Linked DNA regions of Homo sapiens: region 1 is linked to region 2. A link is a loop called in an ENCODE intact Hi-C map of the cell type or tissue named here. Cell type or tissue: sigmoid colon. All regions are shown on one strand. Links, peaks and the distances in the headings refer to the core of each region. The heading gives the core; the rest is flanking DNA.

What was found. A loop is a pair of places that touch in the nucleus more often than their neighbours do. Peaks named below come from ENCODE experiments on the same cell type or tissue, not always from the same donor. Only the 100,000 strongest peaks of a DNase experiment are listed, where the experiment ranks them.
Region 1: a loop joins it to region 2, with 2.6 times the contacts of the local background. A loop is called at or near these places in 3 of 110 quality-filtered maps.

Annotation. Positions count from the first base shown.
Region 1 is chr6:168,365,732-168,374,340 of GRCh38, forward strand. It overlaps LOC107986549 (a long non-coding RNA gene), which reads left to right and starts at 1,869. Exons shown (of 3, transcript XR_001743904.3): 1 at 1,869-2,100; 2 at 2,411-3,107; 3 at 3,266-4,553. In sigmoid colon, for the core only: a CTCF peak has its summit at 4,705 (motif pointing right); DNase peaks (open chromatin) are centred at 1,870, 2,910 and 4,710.
Region 2 is chr6:168,631,043-168,639,651 of GRCh38, forward strand. The region is part of intron 9 of SMOC2 (SPARC related modular calcium binding 2); the gene reads left to right. Among named protein-coding and RNA genes, the nearest start is that of SMOC2, 190 kb to the left of the region's middle. In sigmoid colon, for the core only: no CTCF peak of the experiment used is centred there; a DNase peak (open chromatin) is centred at 4,119.

The sequences.
Region 1 (8,609 bases), core at 152-8,151, 270 kb before region 2:
AACTTAGACATTTTGTATTTGAAAACATGACCTTCTAACTCTCCGCTATGCAGAAATGGGTTTGGGAAGAAACACATGAGCAGAAAGTCATTAAGCAGCTGCGTCTAGGAGGGCTGTCACCTTGCAGCCACCGAGAGGCTCCTCAGAGCACTCAGGACCACTGGGCGGGGTGAGCGGGCCCAGACTCTCCATCGGGATCCTTTCCCTGGGACTGGGAGCTGCCGCCTTTGCATTCTGGTCTCCCAGGGTCAGCACGACTGACGGCAGCACGGGGCACGTCTCCACACCGACCCCACCGTGACCTACCAGGGCCAGGGCTCCAAGTCCCCATGGAGTCACTGCTGGAATTAGGAGCAGCTAAAACCAACGGTGTTGTAAAAAGTAAAGTAGAGGTTCCCCTTCAAAGAGACTCTCCTCCCTGTCTTATTAGAAATAAACAGTAACTTCTCTTAGAAGCAAAGCAAAATTTATCCAAAGACCTGTGCTGACATTCTTAAATATCTGCTAGCCGTAATAAATCAATGTACTTTATGCTCTTAGCTCCCACAATTTAGCCTAAATAGTTGCCCTGGCATGCTTACACTGGTCCAAGCGGGCATTAGGCCATAGCCTGTTTCTCTTCCTTATTTGAAGGTGTTTTTACCTTTCTCAGCATTCCACAAGTTACTTCCTCCTTCCTTTGTTCTCCGCTGCCTTTGCCTCTTTTAAAAAGTTCTAAGTTGCTAGGTAGTCGGGACAAATACAGAATGTGAGGTCCCATTCCATCCAATGGAAACCAGACACAGCAGTAGGGTGGACGCATCAGGTTATAAAAGACCCTGTCTCCTTTGTTCAGTGTACTCTCGTGGCAAAACTACTGGCGAGCGTACCCTTTCTGCACAAAGTAAAAATGGCCTTGCTGAATAAATTAAATTTATGTTCAAGTGCTATTTCTTTGCGGCACCGGAGAACAAGCATTTCCAACAGTGTCCCCTGCGCCATATCTGGCCACACTTCCTCCTCCCTTCCTGGTGCTCATTCAGTCACTTGTTTGGAAAATGTTTATTAGGACCTAGAGAACTGGCGGTGTGGTTCGCTGTTTCCTGTACCTCAGGTGTAGCCATTAAGAGAGTAATAAATCTGACTGCATGCATATCAACAGGTGAGGAAAACTGGTCACAAATAAAAGCACATCATCATTTTATTTTGGTAGAAACATACATGACGAAAATTTTGGAAGGACAATTTTGAGTGGTGGATATGTGTCACTTCTACTATCCTTGGATAGAGGAATTTTGGGTTATTTTTATCTTTTATTTTACACTTTCAATATTGATTATTACAAAACACGTGTATCTTTCATATTTAGGAAAAATCAAGTAAATCTATTTCAACGTTTAAAATATATTGAAGCACTGCTCCATAAATATTATTTTAAGAAGAAAGTATTACTCCAGGTTCACGGAGAAGGAAAAAAAAAATCACAAGAAGGCTGTTTCCTGAGGCCTATTTACAAAACATTCACATTGATCAACTTTGGAAGTCAGGCTCTCAAAGGAAATGTGCACAGAGGTGCCCATGTCTGATATTCTTATCCTGTAGAGGAAAGGAAGTCAGCCCAAGCGGGTCTGAGGCTCACACACTGACCACGGAGGAAACCACACTCCGGGTTGCTTTGCCCATCGGCGGCAGGGCCGGACCTCAGGGCTCTCCTGACACTGGCGTGTTCCAGTCCTGGCTGCATCTGAGAATCACCTGGAAACTTTAAAAACGCGGGTGCACGGTCCCGCGGGGCTTCTGATTCACTCAGCCTGGGGTGTGGCCTGGCCATCAGGACTTTAAAGCTCCCCAGGATGTTCTAAATATCCTGCCAGGGCTGAGAGCCTCTGCACTTTATCATGCTTGCTCTCCAATCCCGGCTAACTGGCTCCTGGCCACAATCCCAGGTGAGCTGTGGTCAGACGCATTTGTGCTGGAAGGCTTCGCAGCTTGGCTGGATGGGGGATGTCTGGTTTTGGCCCAATTTCTGCCAGATGATAGATGATCTCACTGCTTCACTTCAATCGTCTCTAAAATGGATCTGGACGTCTTTTAACCTTATGTCTTCCATCTGCAAACACAGTGAGTAACATCAGAGATGATCAATGCGAATACGGCCCCAAGAAATTGCAAACAGCTCTCTAATATCGCTAATACCTTTTACTATTATGCAGTCAAGATTAACCCAATGCTGGGCAGATTAAAATTATGTTCTTAGTTGGAGCCTCTAGGTGAAAACCTCGTCTTAGTAAAACTGTACTTACAGTCAAATTCCACTGACACTCAAAGCGTTACTATTATTTTCATTTTTATCTTAAAAATTATTTGCAGATTCACTGGCTCTCCTTGAATCTCTCAGTGTTTTGCAACTCCATTTTAATCTCTTTTCAAGGTTCTGACAAATGCCATGACAAATGAGAAAAGAGTGTTGCATTTAAACAAAAAGTTTAGCAAGAGGAGAGGCCGTGACACTGGAGATGGAGGAGGCACTCCAGTTCAGTTGTGAGCAGTCCTGTCCGGATTCCTTCCTGTCCGGATTCCTTCCTGTCCAGATTCCTTCCCTGGCAGAAATCAAACTTGCCATGAGCTGTGAGTAGTCCTGTTTGGATTCCTTCCGTGGCAGAAATCAAACTTGCCATGCATTTGTTCCTTCTATCCTCTCTCTTTGAATTTCAAAGAAGAACTGGAAAAACAGTAATTATTCAAGATTTTAAACTGTAATGCAGTGAAATACTCCTTTCCTCAGGATAGCAGGGTCTTTCCTGGAGGCAGGAATGTGCGACATCCTTTGGAAAAAGTTCTCTTATTCACGGTGTTTCGCAAACCTGGCAATGTGTTCAAGTCAGCCGGGGGCTTCAGGAGGGAGAATTTCCCAAGAAGAAGGTCACTTCTGGACTCGCTTTCTGGGACATCAACGGACTCACAGAGAATCCGAAAATCAGAGAATCCGTGGCAGGGGAAGGCAGAGGTTGCCTGTTCCTTTACTTAGAAGGAGCTGAAGGCCTTTGTGAGGACAGGTCCATCCAGGAAGCTCCTTTGGGGAAACCAAGCAGAAAGGAGGCCTCAGGAAATTCCCTGAGACACAGACTGTAAGTATCCACCCCCCACCCCAGGCTCCTTATTTTGGTCCTCTCCCTGCTTACATACCAATTACAATGCCTAGGTCAGGACCAAAACACAGGAGAAGGTAACAGCAGTAATGGACATAGGAGTGAGGCCACCTGGCCAAGTGTGATCTTGCTTCCAGGACCGTCGAATGCACACACAGCCAAACGGATGTGAGACCACACAGCTTATCCTGCCGCCTGCCTTCTGCAGCTGTGTTTCTCAGCTTTCCTCCCACCCCAGGATTCAGCCTGCCTGGCCCAGCGCTGCCCCTTCTGCTGTCCTGAAGGTCTTACCTCCTGCGGCTCCTTCTGTCCCATCCTGGTGGCTGCCCACACCCATCTTTCGAGTGCCCACCTGTGCAAATCCCAGCACTGCCTCCCTCCTTCTGTATGTACTGCTCAACCCTGCACCCCACCCTGCTCCCCACACCATGGTGGGAAGAAGCCCCCTCTTTTCCTCCCTGTGTCCTGCACCTGGAGCAGAGCCCACGTGACGGAAACCCAGGAGCTTTCCTTGAGGGAATAAAAGCGAATAGGACTGGGCGCAGTGGCTCATGCCTGTAATCCCAGCACTTTGGGAGGCCGAGGCGGGCGGATCATCTGAGGTCAGGAGTTTGAGACCACCCTGGCCAACATGATGAGATCCCGTCTGTACTAAAAATACAAAAATTAGCCAGGCGTGGTGGTGGGTGCCTGTAATCTCAGCTATTTGGGAGGCTGAGGCAGGAGAATCGCTTGAGCCCGGGAGGTGGAGGTTGCAGTGAGCCGAGATTGCGCCGTTCGCACTCTAGCCTGGGCAACAGAGCCAGATTCCATCTCAAAAAAAAAAAGGAACGGAAGGCTCAGGTCAGTGCTGTGCTAGGCTCTTCAAATACTTGCTCTGGTATTTAAATTAAAACAATGTATCTAGTTGAGCTTCTTGTTTACATTTTTTTTTAAAGACAGGAAGATGCTTCCATTTTCCCACAGTTAATTGATTCTATCACCTACTAAAAGTAGGAAAGAGCTCTGGATGGAAAAGCCCCTTCCATCCCGACAGATGCTGAACACCAATCCACAGCTGCTTTCCAGCCCCAGGGAGAAATCCCACGTGGGCCTCGTGTGGTGCGTGCACACAAAACACAAGACGCACACGCTCACCAGCAGGTCATCCACGTGACGTTTACATTTCATGCTGTACCTGACGCTGCGTCCCTACAACATAAAATCACAGTGTGTTGCTTATAGACCTGAACCCTCAATATAATGTCACATCCGACTGTACACAATGTTTCTATGATGAATACGTTTTCGGTGCAATGAGAAAATGAACAATCAGCACAAGTGTGAGCTGTGTCTTAGAGTTACTTTATTGGTAACATACAATGCTGTTTCTTTTTATTGTTACAATAAAATGAACCCATAAACTCTGTGCTATAGTGCCCAGGAGCTGACAGACAGGAGAGGGGCTGTGACTGCCTCATTAAGAATTCATGAGAAGATTTGCCCGGAGCTGGGGAGGCCTGGCCGGCCTCCCTCTCCCGCGCTTGTTCCTGAATTAAAGTGTTCACGTGGCAGGGCCCGCTTTGGACAGCATCACCACTGCCACCAGGGGGCACCCTCGGCTCACGCTGAGCCCGGCCCTCCTGCCCGCGGTCGGGCTGGGACCGTCCTCTGGGCCTGCATCCGGCCTGGGACCCTTCTCCTTGTCTGTGCCCGGGCTGGAACCCTCCTCTGGGTCTGCGTCCAGGCTGGGACCCTCCTCCTTGTCCGCGCCCGGGCTGGGACCCTCCACTGGGATGCAGAAAGAGTCCTGGGACGAGTGGACGTGCACAGAGGTCTCCACAACTCCCTGCAAGCTCGGTTACACCCAACCTCAAATCATCTTCTCTCCACCACGCTAGAGCCAACCACGCCTCCCGAGGAGCAGGTGCCTCCTCTCTGAGTGGCCGGAGAGACCCGGATGTGATGTCAGCGGCGCAGCAGGCGAGAAAAGCGGGGAAGGGCGTGGGGTCAATCGGCTGACGGCAGGAGCCCGGGGGGATCTTTCCAAGGCGTCTTGGCGAGTCCAGGCTGGGCCCTGGATGTCGTGGCCGCAGGGTCGGGGTGTGGTTCCCCGGGAGCGGCAGAGCTTGTGTCCCCGCTTTGTCCCCTCAGGTTGGTGGGCACGTGGCACCCCAGGATACACAGGACTGTGTGATTTAGAAAAACACCACGCGGACGAATTGTTATTTTGCAAACCTGGCTTGTAATGAATGCTTTGATCAGAAAATGCAAGGCTGCCTGACCCCCTTTCTGTCATCTTTGAAAGAAGGAGGCAGAAGCCACGATCTGACCAGCACAGGAGCCCAGCCTGGAAAGTCAGGAGAGATGAGGCTGCCGGCCAGATGCACGTGTTTATGAAACAGCCTAGGCAGGATTTGGGGAGCGAGGGCCCTGCCTTTTCCCCTACATCACTTGCCCTTAACCATTCTCATGTTAGCTTTGGAGCCAGCTACATTTCCACGAGGCTCGCTCTAAAGTAACACCAACTTTTTAAGCGGCAAATGTTTGAAGGTGCCCACCAGCATGTTCCTCACTGTGAAATGCCTCGTTTGATCCCGCAGGGTCAGAGGTGAGAGCTGCTGGGGACCTATTTGTTGCCATCACTGATCAGACTAATTTAAAAAGAAATGACTGCTTGAGCCTCACGTGACCAGCCTGAGACGAACTGATCTTAGGAAAAGCTGCACACCTCCTGTGGCCACGACTGATGATGGGAATAAATTCGTTTCCAGAGCTTGACAGGAAAATCACCTCCCTTCAGAAAATGACTAACAGTGTTTTGTGTTTGATACCACCTTTTAGCTTGTCCCTCAGGTCTGATTTAACCTGCGGGTAGAGTTGATTCTAGTCATCTTGCCATGTCTCCTCGTCCTACAAGGACACCAGCCATTGGATGAGGGCTGGCCCTAACCCAGGATGACCTCATCTGAATTGCAGTACATCTGTAAAGAGTCTATTCCAAGGAAGTTCATGTTCATAGGTGCTGAGGGGAGGGATGGGACACCTCTTTCTAGGGGACACAATTGAACCCATAGCCAGTGGTCCGGCTGCATGGACAGGGAGGCCGCCGAGGTGCCTCCTGTCCCCCGTGCAGAAGGTCACGGACTTGCAGGAGTGGCTCTCCCACCATTAGACGGTGCTGCAGCCTCAGGGACGGGCCCCCCAGTGCTCCTCCCTCCTCAGAGGGGAAACTGATCCCGGGACCTGCACTTCTCAGGGACGTGGTGCTGTTCCCATGCTCTGTACTCTGATTCTGAAAAGACCCGCCCAGGACGCCGTGGCCTGGTGATCCTGGCCTCCACATGCAGTTCCCCGGAGGGCTGGGAGGGGATGTTGGGAGAAGTGAGGAATGATCATGGCTGTTCAGGTGCCTTTGGGAGGAACCTTGGTTAGACACCCAGGACCCAAGCTGGCGAAAACGGCCGGAGGCACTGGAGCCAGGCGTCAGAGGTCAGGCCCAGCAGCACCAGGTGTACATGCACATGCACACTGGCCCAGGCACATGTAGCCACGCCCATGTACATGCACACACACACATGAATGCCTACGCATGTGTGCAGCATGCACCCCCATCACAGGCCAGGCCCATGTACACGCACACACACAAAAACACCCACATATATGTGTGCAGCACTCACCCACATCACAGGCTGGGCCCATGTACATGCCCACACACATGAACGCCCACACATATGTGTGCAGCATGTACCCACATCCCGGGCTGGGCCATGGCCAGGCGTGTGGCCTTCCAGCTCAGGGCTGCCCCTGGGGTCTTTGTCTCATGGTGAGGCAGCGTCTGGGCTTTCCCCCTCAAACCCAGGGCTGGCGCCATGACCCATTCTGTGTGGCCGCCTGTCTCTTTCTCAAAAGAGTGGTCTCATGGAAGGTCTTAGAGCTGACACCTGGGTGAGGATAACAAAGCCTCATTCACCGGGCTGTGCTCATTTTATGGCCAATGTTTGGTTCCCTTGAAGACCCAGGCTACTTTGATGTGAACGTTTGCTCCTTCAGAAGTCAATGTTGTTGATTTGGAGCAACGGTTCCCCTAACCGAGCTGAGACCTTCCGTAGAACTCCGCAGGGGCAGCTCTTCCTAATCGCCTTTTATTGCTTTATAGGTGCCTGTAGCTTGGATAAGCTGGGGCACAGCAGGCCGTTATTGATAAGGACATTTCATACCTAACAAGGGCCAGGTGACATTTCCTCGTGGCTGCCCGTAGGGATGTGGGCTCAGATGTGAACCGAATGGAGAGAAAGAGACGATTGTGAAGGGAAAGGAAAACAAACGGCCACCTGCCCTGCATCCATGAAAGAACACCTGTGTTGACTTAGCCCGCGATGAGAATTCGCTTTCCAACCAATACGGTGTTTTATTTACCTAGAAAGACCCGTATCTGCAGTTCTCCCTTTTCATCAGAAAACTGACAGCATCAAAAGGAGATAACTCCTTTTTTCTTTTAATTGAAGAAGGTGGAAGAAAGTAACTCTTTCAAGGGAAATGGCCCGAGCTGTGGGTCAGGCTCAGACGTGGGCGCTGCGGTCAAGCTGTGGTGTTTCCATCCATTTGCTGCAGGCCCAAGCCTGGGTAGGGTTCATCCTCCCTGGAGACAGAGGTGGGAGATGTGCTTTGCTGTCCTCTCTGGCTGAAGTCACCAGGGCAGAACTGCACTTCTGTGGCCGGCGTAAGTCACACTGAGAGTCAGTGTGACCCCCATGCCTGCCTCTGTTGCCCGGGTCCTGTCCCTGGCACCTCCGGAGGCCCCTTCTTCACCTTTGTGATGCAGGCTCTCCCCAGGGTCTCTACAGCCCACAGGCCCCAAGCTTCTTCCACCAATGAGTGTGCAGAATTTGGTGGCAAAATAATCATTCTCCTTATTTTTATTATGTACTCTTCAAGCAAATGTGGTACATTGAAGAATGGGAATGACAGATCCCTTCCATGCTTCTAAACTCTCTCTGATGGTCAGTTTGGAGAACGTTTTACGGTAGATACAGTTTAAGTAGTTTTTTCCCATGCAATTATTAAAGACAAGGAATAGAACATGGTGTTGCTTTTTCCAGAAGTAAGAGAGGTGCTGATAAAGGTATCAAGCCAAGGTGTCCTCCAGGGAAGGAGAAGGAGCTGGGGTTCAATGCCCAAATCCCAGGGCTTAAACTGCTGGCTGAGGTGGGTGTCCAGGCTGGATGCCACAGTAGGGGAGGCTGAGGCCAGGCCTGGCCAGCTGCTCAGCCTCTGTGTTCCATGCTGTGATTTCCAGCAATCCAGGAGCGGTGGGGATGGATGCTCCAGAGCTGAGGATTCTTGGCTCAACCCAGGGACCCAGACCCTCCCATGGTCCCAGTCTCAGGACCCCATGAATGACCAGCCAGCAGACACAGGCTCAGGTGAAACTCAACTCACTTCCTCCCACCAGCTCCCGCCATCCCTCTTCTGCCACTGGCTGCACGTAGCCTCCCGGGG
Region 2 (8,609 bases), core at 376-8,375:
TACCCTGTTAAGTACTTGATGTCTGTCACCCACACCTATTCGCACACTCCCTCCCCTTTTGAAAATCCCTAATAAAAACTTGCTGGTTTTTGTGGCTTGTGGGGCATCACGGATCCTACCAACGTGTGATGTCTCCCCCGGATGCCCAGCTTTAAAATTTCTCTCTTTTGTACTCTGTCCCTTTATTTCTCAAGCCGGCTGATGCTTAGGAAAAATAGAAAAGAACCTACGTGAATTTCGGGGCCGATTCCCCGATACTGTCCCACAAAAGTCAGGCCTTGGAGCATCAGAGATGACCCCTCAAAGCATTTGGCAGTGTGCTGGGTTTGAAGTAGGTACACACTGGGTGCAAGAAACTTAGAGGACAGGAAAGGTTCGGCTCTGCAGGACTAGGCAATGAGTGTTCCAGAGAAAATGGGCTTTGAACTAATTTATTAACAATGAGAAAGATGTGAGTAGGTGGAGAATAGATGATGTTCCTAGGAGGGTAACATGGGCTGTGCTGCAGACATGAAAACTTAAGGATTGGCAACTAATAAAACTAACAGTACGTGCTTGGGAAAAGCTTTTCTTGAAGGAATGCAGACATTGGTTTGGTGAGCTTGTTTCTGGTTGGTTGTGTTTTCATATTTCCTCCTCGTCTTGAAGGAATGCAGACATTGGTTTGGTGCACGTGTTTCTGGTTGGTTGTGTTTTCCTATTTCCTCCTCATGTTACATGTTTTCTAAGGAGGATGGAGTTTCCCATTACAGCCTTTGATTATGTGTCCAGGTGAGAAGGTGCATGAGGTCTTTCTTCAGGAATTCTCCCTGAAGAGCAGAGTGAAGAGTTCATTTCCTGCACACAGCGGCTGAAAGCTCAGCCTTCCAGACCAGGCTCATGATGATGATGATCTGGAGGAGGACAGGGCTGCTCAACCAGGGATCCGAGCAGACCCTGCATTCCACATGCAATTCCTAAAGATCCAGGCCTATCACAGTCATCACACGTGAGCTCCGTTCCCCTCACTCAGCATTTCCAGACCTGATGCTTTGTGAATATAAAATTGCATAATAATTCCCAAATCTTACAAACATCTTCATCTGAAATTTTGTCAATGACAGGAGGTTTTTGGTCACCTGGTTGATTAATGGTTGGTTGAGTTGGTTAATATTTAATGGCCTAACTCAGGAACATCAGAAGTGACATTCATATTAACCATCCATCTCAACGGCTGGGGCTTCCTTAATTAGATCACTTTGGCCATACGCAATTATAGAACAAGTCATCAGAACATAGTCGTGCCAAGAATCAACAACTTTGCTATCTTTGACAAATTTTTGTGAGATAATTGCCTTTAAAAGTACAAAACCAGAAACCGTGTATGAAAATAATCACTCTCCCCTTATCAAAGGAAGTGCTTTCACTCTGGAGAGTTGATGAAATTATCTAAGCATCTGTTTTTTACTGAATAGTTTCAAATCAGTGATTACCTGATTGTTGAAAACACTGCACCTCCAGTACGTACACAACCCAGGTGCATGACTTTGGCTTCGTTGTATTTCATATTGTAGATGTTGGCTCAATGTTGCAGCCACCATAATTTTGAGCTATGATTTTTTGAAATTTTGCTATCCAGCCTATTATAAGCTATCCTTGTGTTTATGCAATTTCTGTTTGATATACAGATGGTTAATGTCCTTCTTCATCCACAACATTGTAACTGGTTTTGGAAAAGGAGCAGGCTAAGGACAGAATTCTGTGGCTCGTCCTCAGAAGCTCCCAGAGACTGTCATCAGCCCATCCTTTTGATGCCTTTTCCCTAAAGCTATTGAACCAGATGTGAATTCGCTGACCTCTATTCAGAGATGGGGCTCCTGGGGAAGCCTTTTGGGTCCCACCCACCATTCCTCTCAGGTCTGCAGGTGCAGAGCGGCTTCCCCCTTCCCCAGGGGTCCTTGGCTCAGCTCCCAGAAGCCCCAGCTGTCTCTCCAGCTTCAAGCCACAGGAGTTCACTCTCTGTCAAGTGTTGATGAGAAACCAGGTAAACCCAATCTGCACTGCTGTTTGAGGACGTAGGGCTGAGATGACTTCATTTTCCTCCTCTGTGTCTCCTGCCAGGAATGAGTAAGGAGGTGGATAATCTGCAAAATAAACTTCGGAAAATTTGGTGTATTCAGATAATCATTTGAACCTTGAGGAATGTATACATGTAAAATGTTTTGCTATTTGAAAGCTTCAGAAACTGTATCAGACATGCCCCACCTCCCAGAGGTCCTGATCTGCATTTCCCCATTTCTTAATTTCAGTGGACAAATCCCCAGAGCTCTATAGATGGTCCAAGATATGCGGGAGGGGAGCCCAGATGAGGGCAGGGACAAGTAAGTGCTCCCTGCACATGGCTCGCTGCACACCGGCTTTGCCACATGGACTCCAGAGCTGCAAGGAAATAGGCCCTTGGCTCTCATGCACAAAGATTTGAACTATTGTAAAGAAAGAGGAAAATAAAATATGAAAAACTCAATAATTTAAGAATTACCCCAAACAAAAAAAAATACAGAAGCTGTCACAATACAATGCTTGGCCACTTGTCATTGAGGCAGAAGAAGAAGTGAGTCCTCCTTGCAGGAGACACAGAAGGGCCAAGGGCATGGGAAAAAATAACAGAGGTCAGGGTGTGAAAGCAGGAGGGTGTTCTTGGAGCAGAGACACTGTCATTTTGGGTTTAAGTTGAGTTTTTGTATAGAGAGAGTATGTGGTTATGGCACGGTGCTATGGTTTGGCTGTGTCCCCACCCAAATCTCATCTTGAATTGTAGTTCCCATAATCCCCATGTGTCGTGAGAGGGACCTGGTGGGAGATAATTTAATCATGGGGGTGGTTACCCCTACACTGCTCTTCTCATGATAGTGAGTGAGTTCTCAAGAGATCTGGTGGTTTTATAAGGGGATATTCCCCCTTCACTTTGAACTTCTTCTTCCTGATGCCATGTGAAGAAGGACATGTTTGCTTCCCCTTCTGCCATGATTGTAAGTTTCCTGAGGTTTTCCTAGACATGGGGAACCGTGAGTCCATTCAACCTCTTTCCTTTATAAATTGCCCAGTCTTGGGGATGTCTTTATTTAGCAGCGTGAGAACGGACTAATACACACAGGCTTTGCAGTCTGGCTAGGGGATTTCTAGAGCCTGTAGTCTATCATTGAACTGGCTACTTCATGGCTGAGCCTCTGTTTACTCATTAGGAAAAAAGAATGATACTAAGTCCTGAGATTGTTGGGTTATTGTGAGATTTGGATGAGACCGTGTCTGTAACTTTGCATGGCACAGGACTTATTGCATGCGATAATTGTGCATCAAGGGTTGGCTGTAATTAAAATGAGCATATTTATAACCTTCTTATGGGGATATTCTCCCCAGGTGGTCAATAGATTTAAGAGTGGGTCATAGGTCTCAGGATCCTACCACTTCATGCCCAATTCGAGTCTGAAATGAACACCGCAAACAACCCTCACTGAAGAGAACGTTGTTTCAGAATATTAAAAGTTCATGGTCCTGAGAGAGAAGTCCAGCAATTGAGATGGGAGCTAAAACTTTTGCATAGTGCAGCTGGTTTTCCAAGCGCTAGGCTACAAGACCAGAACTTGGCAGACATCTGAGCAACATAATTATTTTGGAGAGTTTCCTATAGGAGAAGCTGTGTTATTTAAATGTTTTCCAGTTACAGAAATGGGCCATCGTAGACACTGTTTCTCTGTGTGAATACAGGGACAGCAAACATTTGGGAGCTCTCAGCCTGATTTCTGATTTCCTTTGACTTTAAAAAATGTGTGTGGCTTTTAGTTACTTTCTAAGCATTATTTCAACATGACTTTATTGTGGTTTCATAAAATGGGCTATATTATATTTGGCTCAAGGAATACATTACTTTCAGAGGCCAGTTTTCAGATGCTCATTTAAACAATGAGTTAGCAGCCTGCATGTCTTCAAGGATGCTTAAGTGACTCCTGATGCCACAGGATGTAGAACACAGCCTTGCTGAAAGGGTCAATAAACAGATCCCCAGGAAGAGCCTTCTCACGCCTCGTGAGCACTTCACGAGTTCTCTCTTATTTCAAACTTCAGAGCTATTTTATGGGGTTGGTCAAAATCCATCAAGAGTTTTATTACACTCTAACTGTGGTTCCTACTCTAGGTGATAAATAATTTAAAAGGCAGGATAAAGGGTGTTCACCAGACGTACGCCGGACATCGAGCAGTTTATCATCTAGCTGTGGAGGTTTAACATGTACTAAGCTGGTGCTAATGCAGAATCCCAAGAGGAAATAAAGAGCGCAGGGAAAAAATAAACCCTCAGATCATTCCATTCTGTGGGGGCAGCTCTTTCAGGGGTCCCGTGGCCCCGCGTGGGGCCACTGAAGCCTCCCTGCCAGCATTTTTATTTCATGTCTATTTTAATTAGCTTTTATGTTTAAGAAACACTTTATTTTTGGAGGAAAGTATTTTTTAGGTTCATCTGTCTAAAGGTCGCTTTGAAAGCATAAATCTTGCTGAGTCAAAAGTTTACTGGGGCTGGGCATGGTGGCTCACGCCTGTAATCCCAGCATTTTGGGAGGCCGAGGTGGGTAGATCACTTGAGGCCAAGAGTTTGAGACTAGCCTGGTCAACACAGTGAAACCCCGTCTCTACTAAAAATACAAAAATTAGCCGGGCGTGGTGGCGGGTGCCTGTAATCCCAGCTACTTGGGAGGCTGAGGCATGAGAACTGCTTGAACCCGGGAGGCAGAGCTTGCAGTGAGCTGAGATCGCACCACTGCACTCCAGCCTGGGCAACAGAACAAGACTCTGTCTCAAAAAAAAAAAAAAAGTTTACTGGTTTAACAAATAGTTTTCTTGGTGAGACTTCTATAGGACTCTCACTTCAGATCATTCCAGGAAGCTTATAAAAATAAACATTTTGCTCACTAATTAATTTATATCCTCCTAATTTGAAAGCAATTTTACATAAAATTGAAATCTGGCAATGAAGGAGGAATAGCATGTCTGTTGTGTGACTGATGAGGACAGCCCCCAGCCTGTGAGAAGTGTCTGCACTCAGAGCTGCTGTCTCCTGCAAAGACTTCTGCCGTGAAAGTTTTCAACCCAGTATGTGATTCAGTGGTTCTAATGCAGGTGTCCTCATTCCTGGGAGTCATTTATCAGCTGCATTCGGTTAAGGATGAGTGGCATGGTGCTCGGCACAGGTGGTCACACCAGCTCATCATGCCAGCACAGTGCACTAAGAACAACATAGACAGACTCTAATGTCTCAGAGCCTGCTTCTTAGGATGGGTCTTCCCATCAGGAGCCATATAGTACAATGTGAACACTTGCAATCAGCCTTCTCCTAAATGTATGCACTTTATTTCCTGATAATATGTGTTGGTTGTAGATGCCAGTGTTGAGGTCAGTGACATGATTAGCTGATCACATGCTTAATAATGTTGTTTTGGATAGGCTTCTATATTTAAACATGTACCAGACAGTAGAGCTAGAAACCTCTGTAGTTATTTCAGGCACACGGGGACTCCCCACGAAGGAGTACACACTCACAACATTGTTGGAAGGACAGAAAGTGATAGCGGTCAAAGCTGCTGCTGGGCTACTGCAGACAAAGGTATCTCTCTGTCACTGTGATCCTGAGATCAGGAATTGGCTCACCTTGCTGTGACTGCTGCGTGAGAACTGCTTGCTGCTCACCCTAAAGAGAGCTGGTGGCCGAGGCTGGTGTTGCAGCTGCCCCTGAGGGCACACATGCCTGGCCCTGGCCATCAGTGGGGAATATGCCTCCTGCCTCCCTCCTCCCGCCTCCCTCCTCCCGCCTCCCTCCTCCCACCTCCCTCCTGCCCGCATCCCTCCTCCCTCCTCCCCCCTCCCCACCTCCCTCTTCCCTCCTCTTTCCTCCCTCCTCCCTCCTGCTTTCCTCCCTCCTCCCGCCTCCCTCACTCATTCCAAGTCCTCTCTGTGCATCCACTCAAGTCAACTCAATCCAGACGTAGATGTGAGGGACACGAGGAAATGGAGTTTGTTTATTTTTTCACTTTTTTGATCTTTCTAACTGAGGTAGTTGGACCAGAGGGTCTAACACTGAGTAGTTTGAAAGCCAGCATGTTGGGAATAAAAACAATAGCATATTAACCATGTCTGAAAAAGAAAGTGTGAATGAAAACCATGCAGTGTGAAGCTGGGTGTGGTCCATTAACAAACCCAGATGACGCCTGTGTGCCAGGGTGGCCGCGGCCTTCTTGGGAGCAGGACTGTGTTTGTGGGGAAGGTCATCACTGTTTCTGCAGTTTCCTGGACCTGGAAGTGAGTTGTGGCGTCCACAGGACAGCTGAAGTCCTGCATGCTCATCACCTTATTGTGACAGCAGCAAGGAGGTTGTTTCATTTAATGGAATATGCTTTTCTACTCCTTGCGTCTTCTTACCCAATTCTATCACAATACTTTTAAGAAACAAATGCTGCCCAGTTTTGTGGGTGTCGACTTGCTAGAGGATCCTGGAGAAGCATACAGCTGAGCTGCCGAATGTTTGCGTTTTCCTTTGCGAGGAACATTTCTGTTGCCGGCCTCCACCAGGCTTGTAACATTTCATAGAGTCCACTGATTCATCTAATTCCTAAGTTACGTATAATTTGTGAAAGACCATGACATTTACCTCCATTTAAAAACTGCTTCTTCCAAACAAAACTGCAAAACCAGTGCCTGAGACCTTGAGAGGAGAGAAGGATTCCTGTCTGTTTGTGCTGCTTGCAATTCAGGAGCAGCCTCTTCCTCCCCTTCCCTACGGGGAAGGGGAAGCTGGGCCTACGGAGGCCTCAGGTGTCAATGTGTTTCCCAGGGCGTGCTGTATGCTGAGCTGGAGCTGGATGCTGAGCTGGAGCTGGATGCTGAGCGGGAGCCAGGCGTGCCCCTGCCCCGCCCCTGCCCCACCCTGCAGCGCCCAGGGAAGGATTCCCTCTCCCTGCACATCTGCGCACTCCCTGGCCAGTCCCTGCCCTGCCCCTGCCCCACCCTGCCCTGCCCCTGCCCTGCCCAGGAAGCATTTCCTCTCCCTGCACACCCACACACTCGCTGGCCAGCCCCTGCCCTGGCACAGTTCATGGGACACCGTTCAGCTGATTGGGCCACAGACTTTAGTCCCCAGATAAATAATGCTCTCTTTAAATAATGTTGTTATTGTTATTATTATGTCCAAAAATAGAAAGCGTAAAGACAGACTCTTTTGACTTTGGTTTTCACCACTAAGAACCTACTTCACACCATGAGAACCTGAGTCAACTCCATTTTGTTAGGTTGGGAACATAACTTTAAGAGCAAGTGTCATTAAGTTAGACACTAAGCAAACATGTCTTCCTTCATGTTTCTCGTGACGGGGTAGGAAAGCAGCCCTGTTTTACTGTTATCTTTAGTTCTACTTGGTGGGAGGTGGGTTTTAGCCGCAGAGCTGCTGGAAGCGGGGTCTGGAGGGAATGCTTTCAGCGAGAGGGTGGGCAGAGCACACAGGGCTCCCGCTCAGAGAGGAGCTCAGCTGGGGAGGAGGAGGAGGCTGGGAAGGCCCATCAGGAGGGACAGCCGGAATTCCCGCGGAGTGGAGTCTTGCTCCCAGCCCTTCCTAACTGAAAAGACTGCGAAGGTGCCCCGGGCTGGGGGCCTGGGGTGGGCGGCTGACAGGTGTAGGGCCTGGAAATCCAGTGGAGTCTCCAGCACAGGAGCAACTGTGGAATCAGAAGCGCTGTGCTCCTGCTCCTCGTTCCATTTGAGATTCAAGCCAGGAAAAGAATTCATAGTTAGACAGAGGGCTGAGCTGACGTAAGGAAGAAACAAATGCACTTTTAAAAGGAGAAAATCTCCAGTGCCCAGCTGCTCCGTCCGTAGTGCATGAGCCCCGAGAGGAGAAAATGATTCCTGCCTGTTTGTGTCATATGCATTTATTGTGTGTAGACCTGGCTTCGTTACAAATCTAGATGGAAAAAAGCAAATTTAAAACAAACAGACCATAGGATTCCACAGGCTTGGTTCCGACATCCTAGCAATGTTTCAGAGGCTGAAATTGTCAGCACTGAGCGTCCTTTGTTCAGATGCAGCCATACTCTGGCGTCTCAGTCATTGAATCGTCATTGGAGCCCCCCGTTTTGGCTCTGGGTGGCATGTGTAGATGTAAAGAAAATCCTTGCTTAAAGTTACTTCCAAAATGTAGCCAGACCTTCTGTTTCTGTAGGACCCGACCTTCTGTTGCTCAGATTCTGCCAAGACTACTACTGCAAACTTGTTTTCATTCCATAGTTTACGAAAAAGAAAAATCAATGAGGGAAATGCTTTTTAAAAAGTTTTAATTGAAATATGACCGTTGTACATGTTTTTGAGGCATGTGCTATTTTGATACCTGAGTAGGATAGGGTATCTGGGATAACCGTCAACTCCAATATTTGTCTTTCCGTTGTGTTGGGAACATTCCAGATCTTTTGTAGCTGTTTTGAAATATACAGTAAATTATTTTTAACTATAATTTTTCTATTGTACTTTTGAATATTAGAACTTATTCCTTTTATCTAACCGTAGCTTAAGTCAATCTTTTCATTGAAAATGAGGAA